Regions from separate parts of the Mus musculus genome. Here region 1 is linked to region 2. Evidence: chromatin loops called from intact Hi-C (ENCODE). Cell type or tissue: left cerebral cortex. All regions are shown on one strand. Each heading gives the region's core, and the rest is flanking DNA. Links, peaks and the distances in the headings are about the cores only.

Region 1 (7,744 bases), core at 1,943-5,942, 51 kb after region 2:
GTGAAGGAAGTGCTGTTGGGTGATTGGTTCCAGTCCAAGCTTATTGTGGGTAACTATACAAAGCAGTTCTACTGACTTCTATCCTGATTGGTTTCCAAGGGTACAGAACATAACAGAAAATGTAATCAAACTTGGCATTAGAGAATACCCTAGTAACAGCAGAAACAAATGAGAAAGTTTCCTTATGATGGCAGGCTAGCCAGATTATAGTTAGTTATCTAGGCCTTAACATTCCACCTAAGCCTTCATATTCCATACAGGTCTTAATTTTTTACCTAGGTACTAAGAGACTTGAATAGTCCAAGAAAATAATTATCCGCTGAGGAAAATGAAAATTGGCTTTGGTAGAAAAGAAATTATAGGATGCACATATGTACTGTTTTGATCCAAAGCTGGATTGTATTTTGGTTATTTTGCCCTCTACCCCTTCTCTTACAGGAAGTCTTATACAGAGAGAAGATAATGAATGAGTATTTTTAGCACACAAACAGTAAAAAATTAAAGACTTATGTAGAATAGGTTTCTGAGTTGATTCTGAAAGGAAAAATGAGACGTTGTCATTTATGAGATATAGACCCAACAGAAATTAGTAATTTTACTAATGCTAAAATTACTTCATTATGGGCAGAAAATGAGCATTGGTAAAAAGCATGCAGTAATTTTTTGGAAGAGATTAATAGCAAATATCCCCCAAACAGGATATTTCATCTTATAAAAAGAAAAAATTGGATTCTCCCTTGTATGGTAAAAGGAATACAAATTTCTGGAGCCCCTACCATCTATAAAGATGCAAATAAATCAGGAAAGGTAGGTTATAAGTCAGGAAAATAAGCAAATTGGCTCAGGATGCTTATGATTCAGTTAAAAGTCAGAGCCATGCCATTCTTACAGTATTGTTAGGTTTTCCTGACTCTTAATATAGCTACTGACTCTCATTATGCAGAAAGAGTTTGTTTTATATGTTGAAACTGCTAAACATATTCTGGATGATTCAGAATTAACTTTGTTACTTATTCAACTACAACAAGTAATCAGAAATAGAAACCATCCATTCTATAGAACACATACCAGATCCCATTCGGGTCTGCCAAGCCCTCTAGCACAGGTAACGAAGAAATTGATTCACTATTTATAGGAAATGTGCTAAAAGGCTCCAACTTTCATAAGAAATGCCATGTTAACAGCAAAGGTTTAAATAAAGATTTTTCTATCACTTTGGCAACAAGCCAAGGAAATTATACTTTTTTTTTTTTTTTTTTTTTTTTTTTTTTTGTATAACCAAACTCCATTACCTGCAGAAAGTAATTCAAAAGATACCCAAAGAAATGAAATTTAGCAAGTGGATGTGTTTCATTTTGCAGCGTTTGGAAAGTTAAAGTATATGCACCGTACCATAGGTGCAGATGCAGGATTGCAATGGACCACTGCTTCAAGCTCTGAAAAGGAGGATTCTGTAATTGCACATTTATGAGAAGTTATGGCTATTATGTGAATACCTTACAAATTAAGACCCGGAATGTGCCAGCATATGTCTCTAGTAAAATTAAATAGTTGTTTTGTTTTGTTTTTGTATATTACAAGCATACCACACAATCCTACAAGACAAGCAGTTATAGAAAGATCTAATTACACTTTAAAAGATATACTTAGTAAACAGAAAGAGGTAATAAAGACCTTCAGTGATAGATTACATAGTGCTTTATTAACTCTAAAATGTGTAAATGCTAATGAGAGAGGAACAACAGCTGTGGAGAGACAGTGTATAGTAGATACCACTGCTGAATCAAGTCTGTACACATCAAAAATGGACATCTTCAGAATGGAAGCTGGGTTATGTCTTATGTTGGGGAAGAGGTTTTGTCTCTGTTTCCCCAGAAGAAGATAAGCTGTGGATACCACCAAGATTTATTAAAGATTAGATTTGAACAGGAAAAATCTCCTTAATAAGGAGAGGTGATAGTTCATCAGATAGTTTGGTCGTTCAGTCCAAACTAACTAATAAAGACAAAAAATGCCTTTTATCTGACCAGGTTACAAGATCTTGTCTTACTGACATGAAATGAAAAATGATTTTTTTTTAATCCACATGTCTTAATTCCACGTTAGTAGGTTAGATTGTAGATTGCTGCATGGTCCACACCATTTTGGACATTAGCTCTTAATTTTTCTTTTTAAATAAAAAGGGTATTTTTGTTGTTTGGTATTAAAACTACACTTAAGAGATTTAAAATGAAGCTGGGTGGTGATGGCGCACGCTTTGAATCCCAGCACTTGGGTGGTAGAGGCAGGTGGATTTCTGAATTCGAGGCCAGCCTGGTCTACAGAGTGAGTTCCAGGACAGCCAGGGCTACACAGACAAACCCTGTCTCGAAAAACCAACAAAAAAAAGAGAAAGAGAGAGAGAGAGATTTAAAATGTTTTAAGTAAATTCAAATTCAAAGGGTTACTATAATTGTTATCTAAATCTCTAAGAGTTTGAGTGATTTGGAGATAAGATATAATATTTGAGCAGTGGTAGCCCGTGCCTTTATTTAATTCCACCAACCAGGGACAAAACCAGATACAGCTCCTAATTGGTATGTTTGCTGTGTTTGCACACTAGAGAAATCACATACCATATTTACAGATTCTTATAGAAACCTTCTACAGGGTTACTAGAAAAGCAGCTGGTTTCCAATGGGGACAGGAACAAAGAACAGCTTTTGTGACTGCAAGTAAGCTCATCTCTGTGCATTGCAGTCTAACCAGTATTGAACCAGATGGTACCCTAATTATGGATATGGTATTTATTGGTGAATTGTCAATATTGGGGACTCTTCATACAGCAAAAAGGAGTTCACTAACATTTGCCTGTCAGCTTCTATTGCAGATGTTTTCTATATAGAGAGAATAACTATTCTCTCTTTGAGAAACAAACCTGGACATTTAATGAGGCAAACCTTATACTCATTCTTTGTCAATCACCCTGTCATAAGGGTACCCCTCCAATGATGGATTGGGTCTATTCAAAGGCAGAATCCTTCACAGACTTAGTCATGGAAGAAAGGCTATTACAGTAGAACTGGTACCTACCTGAATTCCTTTGTGACCAGGATGTAGTAGCAAAGGGGTCTGCCTTTTTGCATGGAGAAAATAGCTCAGTTGCCTGTACTCCCCATCCCTAAACCTCTTACCCCTCCCCCCACAGAGGCATGTATTGAACTGTGAGGACCACCAGAATGGTCATAACATTTAGCTAATGCATGGTTTACTGATGGTTCATCAACCACTGTTAGAACCAAAATTAATGGAAAGTGACAGCTTATAGACTAGGGGATGAAATGGCCAATACTGAGGAAGGACCACAAAATCAGCGCAACACTATTGCCTATAAGACAAACAACTAGGAAAGGAAAAGAAAAATCTCTATCTTCTCCAATTCATGGTGCATGTGTAATGGTCTAGCTATATGGCCATCCAAATGAAAGACCAGTAACTGTCAGGTAAATGGCAAAGATACCTGGTCATAGGCATGAATGGAAATGGAGAAACATAGAAAAACTTAGCAAAGACATCAAATATTATATAACTCATGCAGGTAATACAAACATAAACATCAGAAAATAATGAAATAGTGAACAAATTGGCATCATGTTTGTCTAGTTCTAGAATGTTAAAATTTGCCAGGGAACAAATTCAGAATAAATTAGCATGGATGATAGATTACACATTTGAAAACCTTGAAAGTTTACCTCTAGCACTAAAAAATAAGGGGAAATGGGGCACCAAATTAAACCAGGACAACTCTATGAGAATAACTATTGTGAGCAATCCATAGCCAGACAGTGGCTGGGTTTAATCCTTTAATCCCAACACTTGAGAGGCAGAAGCAAGCACACAAAAATTACAGTGATTAAAACTCAAAAAGAATTTCCTACTGTTGCCAAAAATACATTTTGCCCTAGGAAAGATATAACCTGCACAAAAAAAAAAAAAAAAAAAAAAAAAAAAGAAAAAGAAAAAATCCCACCCCCAGAGTTAACATTGGGGCAGGGTTTTCTTTTATCTTTCAAGGAGAATAAAAACATCCAAATAGGGAATCTAGAGACCACTGGACAAGTGAAACATCTGAGGAAAGAACTGATCATCAAGAAACAGTAAGATAGATGGCCAAGTGGCACCGCCCACCTCCAGCTCATCTCTGCTGCCCTCTGCAGACAGAGTGGCAAATGCTCTTTCTGTGGTCCCAATTCAATTAAAAATTAAAGCTGAGCTAGGCATGGTGGCGCACACCTTTAATCCCAGCACTCGGGAGGCAGAGACAGGCAGATTTCTGAGTTCGAGGCCAGCCTGGTCTACAGAGTGAGTTCCAGGTCAGCCAGGGCAACACAGAGAACCCTTGTCTCAACAAACAAACAAACAAATAAAAAAATTAAAGCTGGCTTTGGGGTTTGAGCATAGCTCTCCTTCTCTAAACCCACACATGCTTGTTAAAGGGAAATCCCAAATCTCTGTCTCATATCAGAGGAGCCTCCTCATATAGGACAGAGGAAAACAAGAAATAAGGGACTGTTCTAGTACCACTACTCTCATAATCTTTTGATCTTCATTTGACACTCTAAAACTTTCCTTAAGCTATAAATATTATCTCAAAAATATGTAAGATTATTATGTGTATATAGACTTACTGTCATACTAGGAGTTATACAGAATATTAACTAATTCTAGAAATAAGCTTCACCTGCTTCCCGTGCTGTTTTCAGGTTTGAGTCTGAAGCAGGTAACTAGGAACAAAGTTTGTGTACTTCAGATATACTTAATACATCATGGTCCTCAAATCTTTCAGAGATCTGCTGAATATGGCATTTAAAATGTTTAAGTCTTCTACCAAGCAATAACAATAACCTTGTGATCTCTGAGAAGATGATGGGGCCCTGTAACAGCCAATCTTCCTGCATTGTGGTAACATCAACCACTGGACAAAACTGCCCTATGCCACTTCTGCTGCCAGCATCAGTGCAAACAGTGGACACCTTTGGGTTGACTGCTATATTCTACCTAACCAGGATTGCCACTAAGGTGACAAACACCACCCAAAGATCAGGTTTGGACTACAACCTGCTCAGGACATTGAAATTGCTGAGTTCATAGGAGACTGACAGGAACATTTTACAGAACTTTGAACTCAAATTACTCCATCCTAGGCCTGCCAAATACAATACAATGCTGGACATTGTGGAAAGCTTGGCAGAAATGTCTTCATTATTGTAAATAGTTTTATTTTGTTAGAGTTAAACTCTTTCCTTTTTATTTAGACAAAAAGGGGGAAATGTTGCAGGATTTTTAAAAAAGAGGTCAAAGGTTTGGTTTGCAGGCCTATGATAAGGCAAAGATTTTTTTTTTTTTAATTTATGTATGTGAGTACACTGTCGCTGTCTTCAGACACACCAGAAGAGGGCATCAGATCCCATTACATATGGTTGTGAGCCACCACGTGGTTCCTGGGAATTGTTGTAAGCCACCATGTGGTTGCTGGGATTTGAACTCAGGACCTCTGGAAGAGCAGTCAGTGCTCTTAACTGCTGAGCCATCTCTCTGGCCCCTGTTGTAGGGTATTTGATCACATACACTGTAAACCCACCCCACCCCCAACCCCAAGATTGTATTATTAACTAGAGGGGGGAAAAAAAAACATTTTTCTAGTTGTGGTGTGGCTCAACTCTAGCACACACCTTTAATTCAAGAGCTTTCTGTTTATTGTAAACGAGATTAAATAGGTTGAGAGGTGGAGCAAATAACCAGTAGATAAGGAGTGAACATGGAGGAAAAACAGCAAGAGTAAGTCAGGAGGATATATAGAGATGCACTGGAAGTAGAAGGGAGGGACATTCAGTTTGAGGGTTTTTGACGGGGCATGGAGAAAAACTTTCTTTTGGGATGTCCTCTTTCTTTTAGACCTATAGAGGAAGGTCATCTGGGTGCTTTCTCTGCCTCTCTGAGCTAGGAGGCCTTCACCTCAGCATCTGGCTCCTGAGTCGTCATTGGAAAAATCAAATGATTGAGGTTTTCTTAAAAACAGCCTGGTATGCATAGAGAGTCCCAGGCTAGCCAGAGCTTCAAAGTGAGATCCTGTTTCAGCAAAACAAAGGCGATAGAGCTGGTTACATATTGGAAAAAGGAACATATCCCTAGGCCCTTAACAGGCAAGGCGGACAGTGGATTTGAATGTCTGCCACTACTACTTAGCTGTGTAGTCCTTGGGTAAATCACCTGGTCCCTCAAAACTGATTTTGCATGTATATAATGGAGATGGCAATGCTATCCTGCAGTATCATTGTGAAATTTAAGAAATCATAGAAAAGTGACATGTGTAATCAGGGAGACAAGATAATGGGTTATAATAAGTATGGGTGTTTTGCCTGTACTGTATCTGTGTACCAGATGTGTGTCTTATGCCTATGGAGAGTAGAAAAGACACCCTGTGGATGCTGGGAGTAGCCAATACTCTTAACTACTGAGCCATCACTCCAGCCCATTGGATGTAAATTTAACCTGATGGTTATGGCTTCATCCAGATCCAGACTGCACAAAATCCTACTCTTATAGTTGGTTGTGCTCTGTGATAGAAGTTAGCTATGTTCTACAGGAGATTCCAAGACCCAGAAGCCCCATCAGCTTCTTATGCTTTCCAGTATAGCTGTATTTTTACATGAATGCTGCCTTTCAGATCAATAGTTTGATTCTAAACATCCTGCGTTTAGCCAAACCTTCCCTCCGAGACCCAAAATGCCCTCCTAATCTCCAGAAAAATTTACACATAAATATGGATAAGACTAATGGAAAATTTTTCTACAGCCCTTAAAAACTCAACTATCCAGCTAAGTTTCCTATTTTCTTTCCTTTTTAGAAGTGTACTTTTGATTATTTTCTTAGTAAATCTGTTTCTATTCATATGTGTGTCCTTGAGAACTTTCTCTAATGAAGCCATGAATCTTTGGAACTCCCAAGTCCAGTGACAAACACTCAAGCATGTTCTTAGCATCTGGGTCCTCATATTAACTTAAAGCCTTGCTTAGCCTCTGTTGCAAATTATCCCGGGAATTGGCTTCTCCAAGCAAAAGTTGCTTTCTGTTGGTCAAGGGTGGAATTTCTCTACTACAAACCTGTCTTTCTTGAATCTAAGGGGAAAAAATTCCATTGCATTCCCACATTTAGCATTTGGATGATTTATGAATCTATAGACGTTGACAGCTTTGACACTAGCAAAATGTTAACTAAAGAAAATAAACTAAGCCGGGCAGTGGTGGTGCACGCCTTTAATCCCAGCACTTGGGAGGCAGAGGCATGCGGATTTCTGAATTCGAGGCCAGCCTGGTCTATAAAGTCAGTTCCAGGACAGCCAGGGCTATACAGAGAAACCCTGTCTCGAAAAACAAAAACAAAAAAAAGAAAAAAAGAAAGAAAGAAAGGAAGGAAGGAAGGAAGGAAGGAAGGAAGGAAGAAAGGAAGGAAAAAAAAAGAAAATAAACTAATACTTGAGATGATGCATAGAAGGCTAGAGATATAGCTCAGATCTAGAGCATTTACCCAGTGTACACAAGTCCCTAGATTTAATCACTAGCACTGCAAACATGTAGAAATATCAGTGACATGGAAAGATAAAGTGATGTCTGTTGTTAAAAGCTAAAACCTTAGATTTCTAGAATCAAGTTACTGGACTCCCCTCTCACTCTTCTCCCTTCTCACAATCTTTAACAGGACTTCA
Region 2 (7,744 bases), core at 2,139-6,138:
CTTGTAGAAAGCTAGCTCTATAACGCTTCTCACGTCATTGCTGACCTCTGTTTTGCCAAAAGAGAACTTCTCCTGGCCTCTCTACTTATCCTGTTTCCTCCTGCTGACTCATGTCGATTCTGCTAACCTCGCTGTCTCTGCTAGGTGGTGCCACTGCTGCTAATTCATGCTGCTAGCCTGACTCTACTGAACTAGACTACTGATATATTCGTGAAGTTTTTACTAGTGGATCGAGCTGCTGCTGCTGACCTGTGAACTGAACGGCTGATTTCCTGACAACACAGATGGGAATTGCTCCAAAGAACAATTTCTAAAAAGGTCTATTTCCCCCGTATCCTTTCTTTTCCACTACCTCTAGTGAGTAGTTGGCTAGATGGGAGGTTAAAACATTTAAGAGCCATCATTCAAAGTAAGCTTTGAAAAATGAGAAGCTACTGGTCTCCCAGCAAACGTCACCCTCTCTATCGAAGTGGCGATGGCCATCTGCCCTGCATTACTCACAGGCACAGCAGCGAGCAGAGCCCCATGGCCCTGATTCTTCATTTTACATTTTCATTTACTTATACAAATGCTCACTGAAATTCCACTATTAAGACTGGCACTAGGAAGGCATTAGCAATTCAATGGAAAACAATACAAACACAGTCCTCTCCACCATGAAATTGCTAGTGCAATGAGAAACCGAGATGATGTGCACATTAGAATATAGAATTAAGAAATGCTTCCTCCTGGGGCTGGAGAAACGACTCAGTTAGGAACACTGGCTGCTCTTCCAGAGGACTCGGGTTTGATTCCCAGCAACCATGGCAGCTCACAACCATCTATAATTCTAGTTCCAGGGGACAGGACACCCTCACACGGACATACACGCAGGCAAAACACCAAAGAACACAAATTAAATAAAATAAATAAATCATTTAAAAAGAAGAAGGGGGCTGGAGAGATGGCTCTGTGGTTAAAAGCACTGGATGCACCTCCAGAGGACCAGAGTTCGATTCCCAGCAACCACATGGCAGCTCACAGCTGTATCTAACTCCAGGTTCAGGAGACCTGACACTCCAGTCAGCAAGCACACAAATGGTGCATAGACATACATGGCAGGCAAAACACCCATACACATAAAATTTAAAAAAAAAAAAGAAATAGGAAGGGCATTAAGATACACTAAAACCCTCTAATCTTGGAGAGGAGAGGATAAAGTGACTTTGCTAGAGGGAAAGTGATATTTAAGCTGAAACTTTTAGAGAGAGAATTAGCCACAATTCAAGGTGCATCAAAGTATCCTGGGCTGGCTGACTAATAATTGAATGTTTACAAGCCTCAGTTCCCTCAGGATCAACAGAAAAATGTATAATCAGTATCAGTAAGAATTCATAAAATCCAGAATGCCTAAAAGAAGGTAGGATTTTTTTCTTTAATACTCTCTCTATCTTTCAAGTCTTTTGGGACAGGCTCACAGTTAACTCCTCCCTGCAAGGCAGGGTGGCCATTGCAGAGGTCTGACAACCCCGGCCAGTGCCTCACCTGAGGATGTTGATGCAACCATTGCCGTTGGTCAGGAAGAACATGTTGTTGTCGTTGTTCCATGAGATCTCATTGACCTCAAACTTGAACTGCTCCTCCGCTTTGGAGCGGTGTGTCTTGGCGTCAATGAAAGTCACAACGTCGTCCTTGTTGCCCACAGCGATGGTCTGCCCGTCGGGACTCCAACAGATGTTAATGTTCTCCCCTGGGAACCCAGATATAATCCGTCAGCAAGCTCACCTTTGCCCATCGGCCTCCAGAGTTTATTCTGCTCTCCTGGAAAGAAGATCAGAGCTACCTTCAGCACTTATTCCTCACCAAATCAATGGAAGGAAGCTTCCGATGACCAAGAGGCGACCGTGAGTCTAGACATTTGTCAAAGCACCTCCCCACTCCAACCCCTGGCACCAGTCTCATCAAAGTCACGCGTGTCCACACTGAACACAGGTTAAAATTTTCAACTTCATTAAACCTTTTTTCAAAACACCTTTTTTTTTTTTTTTTTGTACTTTACTGTCTATAGTGCAGTTAAAAATCTATCAGAAGGTGTATCAAGAATTCTATTGTGGGAGCTTGGTGGTGATGATACATGCCTTTAAACCCAGCACATGGGAGGCAAAGGCAGGTGGATCTCTCAGTTCATGAGTCTAGCCTAGTCTACACCGTGAGTTCTAGGATAGCCAGGGCTACACAAAGAAACCCTGTCTCCCCCTCAAAAATATATGTGTACATATATATGTATATATATGTATGTGTGTGTGTATACACACACACACACATTTTCTCCCCTGTGGGGCTAGAAATGGCTCAGTGGTTAAGAACACTTGGGTTTTTTTCCCTGGAGACCCAAGTTCAATTCCCTGTACCCACAATTCACAATCACCTATAACTACATTTATAGAGGACAAGACGCCTTCTTCCAGCACCTATACACATGTGGTACGTGTACGTACACACGTACACACACACACACACACACACACAGATGAAAATTAAAAAAAAAATCTAAAATCAACAAAACTGCCTGCCTTACTTTGGGTTTTACTGCTGTGAAGAGACACCATGACCGAGGCAACTCTTATAAAGAACAACATTTAATTGGAGCTGGCTTACAGGTTCAGAGGTTCAGTCAAGTATCATCAAGGTGGGACCATGGTAGCATTCAACCAGACATGGAGCAGGAGGAGCTAAGAGTTCTACGTCTTAATCCAAAGGCATACAGAAGAATGGCTTCCAGGTAAGCCAGGATAAGGGTCTTAAAGCCCACACCCACAGTGACACGCTTCCTCCAACAAGGCCACACCTAATAGTGCCATGCCCTGGGCCAAGCCTACTCAAACTACCACACTGCTTCTTTGAACACAGCCTTTAAACAAAACGCACAACTTTCCAGATCGCCCATGGTTTCTCAGCCATTGTAACCTGCCTGAATCTCCCAAACTCTCCACGCCTCTGCACATACTACTCTTGTATAGTTTCCACTGCTCTCCTATACATCTACAGCCTGCCAGAAAAGTGCTCTGTTCTGTTCCTGTCTTCTCCAGACAGACACATACAACCCATCCTGATAACCTGCACTTGCTACAAAGATGCTTGCTGCAGATCACACTAGCTTTTCCTCCAGAACCCCCTCTCTCTGAACTCACCTTTCGTATTCACAGTGGCGATGCATTTTGTAGTCCTCACATCCCAGATGCGAATGGTTTTATCTCCAGATGCGGTGACAAAGAGGTCAGGGTTGCTTGGGTGCCAACAAAGCTGGTCCACACTATCTCCGTGGCCCCGGTAGTTGTTTTCTTTGACCTTAAAAGAACAGAATCCAGATGCCACTTTTATCCAAACAGTGGTGCCTTGAAACCAGCAAAGATCTGGATAATTCAAAACAGAAATCTAATTCTTTTTCCAAAACTACAACACCCCCTCCCCCCCCCCCCCATGAACCTCTCTGAGCTTTGACATTGGCCCTTCCTGGCCTCCCTTCTTTCTTTTTCCACCACCACCTCAACCAACCTGTCCTGCGCTATCATTTTCAAATAAAGCCTTCCTCTCCACCCTAGGGGCTCTACCACCCCATTAGTCCCTAGCCACTCGTCACCAGGGCTCTTCTAGACCCTCACCACTTTCTGCCACCTGACTTCAACCTCCCCCGGCCCGCAGCCACGTCGCCACACCTCTTTACTGCCACTAAGTTCGCTCTCTGCTCTCCGCCAGGCAGCCTCACCCCCTTCGTCATTCCAACTCTTCCAGCCCCAAACCCCTTCCTCATCACCGCCAACGACAGGCCATACCCCTACCTCTCCTGCTTTTTCTCCCTCCGCACACAGCCCTCTTCTCCGCCAAGCCCGTGCCCTACAAGCTCACCAGCCGGTCCTTCTCCAGCAAGAACACGCTGGCAGTCTTGTCGAAGGACCCCGAGGCCAAGCGACGGCCATCGCAGCTCCAGGCGACCGAGTGCACCTTAGCACTGTGCGCCGGGAATTCGCGCGTCTTGCTGTGGCCTCGGAAGAGCTCCTGCATCCCGAGCACGTAACGAGACGGGCCACTGCTCACTGAGCACCAGGGCGCCATCGAGCCGGGGCCGCTCTGGCCGAGGGCCGAGGGGCCCAGGACCGCAGCGGGCGCCGCCATGCCTCCCTCCTCACGGACCGCGCGCCGGAAGCTGGATACTCTGAGTCTGGCGCCGTCGCCCTGCACATGCGCCGAAAAAGCGCCGCGTCGCTCCGCGCTGGCGCCTCTCACTCGCGGAACTACAAATCCCGCCATGCAGCGCGCGTCCACCTTTCCCTTTTGAAATAGGACTGATTCTTCCTTAAATTCGCTTTTTTTTGTTTGGTTTGTTTTGTTTTGTTTTGTTTTCGAGACAGGGTTTCTTTGTTTGTTTCCTGGCTGTCCTGGAACTCACTCTAGACCAGGCTGGCCTCTAACTCAGAAAACTGCCTGTCTCTGCCTCCCAAGTGCTGGGATTAAAGGCGTGTGCCACCACTGCCCGACTTGCTTCCCTCCCCCTCCCCACCCCCCACCAAGAGTTCAACTTTTTTTTTAAATGGTCTTCTTACCAGTTTCTTGGTAGCCTTGCTTATTCAAAAAAGAGAGTCAAGATAAATCCTCCAGTTTACCTGCATGTAAAATATCTTTTTTCTAGAGTTGTTTTTCACTGTAAGGTCCTCATCGTGCCCTTAAAGCAAAAGGCCATTGCAAGTTGTCGCTCCTGGAGAAAGGTTAGATGTTTGTGGAATGAAGGAATTGATAAGAAATGTGGGTTTGAGCCGGGCGTGGTGGCGCACGCCTTTAATCCCACCACTCGGGAGGCAGAGGCAGGCGGATTTCTGAGTTCGAGGCCAGCCTGGTCTACAACGTGAGCTCCAGGACAGCCAGGGCTATACAGAGAAACCCTGTCTCGAAAAACCAAAAAAAAAAAAAAAAAAAAAAAAAAAAGAAAAAAAAAAGAAAAAAGAAATGTGGGTTTGTCGGTTGGACTTGGGAAAAGTTGTTCGGTTAATTTGAGATTTGGTTTGTTCGGGGGTTTTGTTTTTGTTTTTAGTTTTTGAAGACAGGGCTTCTCAGTGTATCCCTGACTGCCCTGGAACTCACTCTACAGACCAGGCTGGCCTCGAACACACAGACATCCGCCTGCCTCTGCCTCCCAAGACGTTTTTCTGTCTTTTGATCTTGGTTGTTAAAGGATATTGTATATACATGATAGTAAACTAAAAGAAAATAGCGGAAAGTACAATGACCATTTTGTGTGCCATGCTCACATCTCTGATCCTCCCACTTATGTCTCTGTTAAACCAAAAGATACCCGGGTGGAAAAAAACAATGGTGCACAGCCAGGATTCGCCAAGCACTGGAGAAGAACTGTGCAGGGATAGGGGACACCAGAGGAATATATCCAACAAATATTCGTGTGAAAATGTCCTTATGAAGCCAGCTGTGGTGTCGCAGGCTTATAACCCCATCACTGGGGAGACAGGGACAGGCAGATCCCTAGGACTCACTGGCTAGCTGTCTAACTTCCTTGGCAAGTCCCGGGCTAATGAGTGACCCTTTCTCAAAACAGAACAAGGGATGGTGCCTCAGAACCACCTCCGTGTTGTCCTCTGGCCCCCACATACACACGTGTACTCACACATGCATATCCATGAAATCATTTTAAATGGGTCTATCCCTGAATACCGTGTTCTGTACTCTGTCTGGGACTGGAATTCCTGTGTATTTTCCCTACATATTCTCTTCTGTTACTTTCAGTAATAGCTATCTCCCTACCTGAATATAATTTCTTGAAATCTGTCATTCCATTGTTTTTATGACCCAGCAGTCTTGGCCCCCTCCACTGGTATTTTGCACATAGTAGGCACCCAATATTTACTAAATAAAATGTGAGAAAATGAAAGAAAGAAATCCTTATATAACAGTACCCTACACAATGAATATTCACAAGAAAAAATATAATTTTTGATGGGGAAGGGGGGTTTACGACAAGATTTCTCTGTGTATTCCTGGCTGTCCAGGAACTTCCTCTGTAGACCAGGTTGGCCTTGAACTCTGAGGTCCATGTGCCTCTGCTTCCCAAGTGCTAGGATTAAAAGAGTGCTCCACCATGCCTAGCTAATAGTATCTTTAATTTTTTTTTTTTAAGGAAAATAGAATCGATAGAGAGATGGCTCTCTGTTTAAGAGCACTTGCTGTCCTAGCAGAGGATTGCTGTTCCCTCCCCAGGCACCCACAAAGTGGCCCACAACTCTTGGTAACTCTGGTTCCAGGAGATCTAGCGCCTTCTTCTGGCGTCCCAGGCCCCATGCAAAAATCCTCCTTCACATAAAAATTTAAGGAAAAAAAAAAAAAGGAAAAGGAAAAAAAAATGTGTGACCTTGCAAAGACGCTGCAGGGTTTATGGGATGATGCAGCCTTCCTTACATAATTTGCTGTCTTTCATAAATATATATAGACTTCTAGTTGGGGATTGATTTTTGTTCTTTTCTTTTTTTTCCTTGAGAAGGGGTCTTGCACAATAGCTCAGTTGGAGAAGTATAATAGTTTAATTCAGTTGCTTCCTTAATGAATTATTGCAATGAATATCCCTATACAATCTTCATTATGCACTGTGCACTTTCTTTGGGTAGTGTTATAAAACAATTAAAGAGGAGTTTCTAAGAATCTGCAACCATCCATATAAGGAAATATAGATCCTAAATAATAAATGAAGCCACGTAAGCACATAGCTCCTGCTTCTACACTCTCCTTCCTACCTCGTCATAATCAGAAAGTTTTAGAAACTGCAAAGATGTTAGACAGGACTAAAGTGTCAATAAAATCACTAAAGTCTTTGGGCAGAAAACTATGTGTTATCTCATTTTCCCTCCTTCCCTTCTTTTTCAAATATTTCATGTGACTATATATCTTACAGACACTGAGGACTTGTGCTTCTTATATTAGGTAAGGAAACTGACGAAAGGGACAAAATGGCCTTCCCCAAGTCACAGGCCTAATATTTGATAGAGAAAAGTATTTTGTTTGTTTTTGTTCTTGTTTTTGTTTTTCCAGACAGGGTTGCTCTCATAGCGCTGCTTGTCCTGAAACTCACTCTGTAGACCAGGCTGGCCTCCAACTCTGAGATCTTCCTGCCTCTGCCTCCTTAGTACTGGGATTAAAGGCGTGCACCACCACCACTCAGCTGAGCGAAGTATTCTCTGTGTGTGTGTGTGTGTGTGTGTGTGTGTGTGTGTGTGTGTGTGTGTATGAGCACACTGTAGCTGTCTTCAGAACATACCAGAAGAGGGCATCAGATACCATTACAGATGGTTGTGAGCCACCGTGTGGTGGCTGGGAATTGAACTCAGGACCTCTAGAAGAGCAGCCAGTGCTCTTAATTGCTGAGCTATCTCTCCAGCCCATTTTTTTTAAATGATGTATTTATTTTATGTATACAAGTGTTCAATCTGCACGTACACCTGAATGCCAGAAGAGGGCAACAGATGTCATTATAGATGGTTGTGAGCCACCATGTGGTTGCTGGTTACTGAACGCTGCACCTCTGGAAGAACAGCCAGAGCTCTTAACTGCTCTCCAGCCCGAGCAAAGTATTCTTAAGAGGAATGTTTACAAGATGGCATAACTACAGTCCAGTAGCCCATCACATTCCCCACTGGCTCTATAAGAATATGCTGAATTGGGCTGGTGAGATGGCTCAGTGGTTAAGAGCACCAACTGCTCTTCCAAA

The links. A loop is a pair of places that touch in the nucleus more often than their neighbours do. Peaks named below come from ENCODE experiments on the same cell type or tissue, not always from the same donor. Only the 100,000 strongest peaks of a DNase experiment are listed, where the experiment ranks them.
Region 1: a loop joins it to region 2, with 2.2 times the contacts of the local background. A loop is called at or near these places in 3 of 42 quality-filtered maps.

The regions. Positions count from the first base shown.
Region 1 is chr13:54,516,233-54,523,976 of GRCm38, forward strand. Simc1 (SUMO-interacting motifs containing 1) reads left to right here. Exons shown (of 10, transcript NM_176987.4): 2 at 7,738-7,744. Among named protein-coding and RNA genes, the nearest start is that of Simc1, 16 kb to the left of the region's middle. In left cerebral cortex, for the core only: a CTCF peak has its summit at 4,192 (motif pointing left); a DNase peak (open chromatin) is centred at 4,194.
Region 2 is chr13:54,464,656-54,472,399 of GRCm38, forward strand. Thoc3 (THO complex 3) reads right to left here and starts at 4,185. Exons shown (of 6, transcript NM_028597.3): 1 at 3,886-4,185; 2 at 3,171-3,327; 3 at 1,525-1,729. The coding sequence starts at 4,152. In left cerebral cortex, for the core only: no CTCF peak of the experiment used is centred there; a DNase peak (open chromatin) is centred at 4,247; H3K4me3 peaks cover 1,779 bases; H3K27ac peaks cover 309 bases.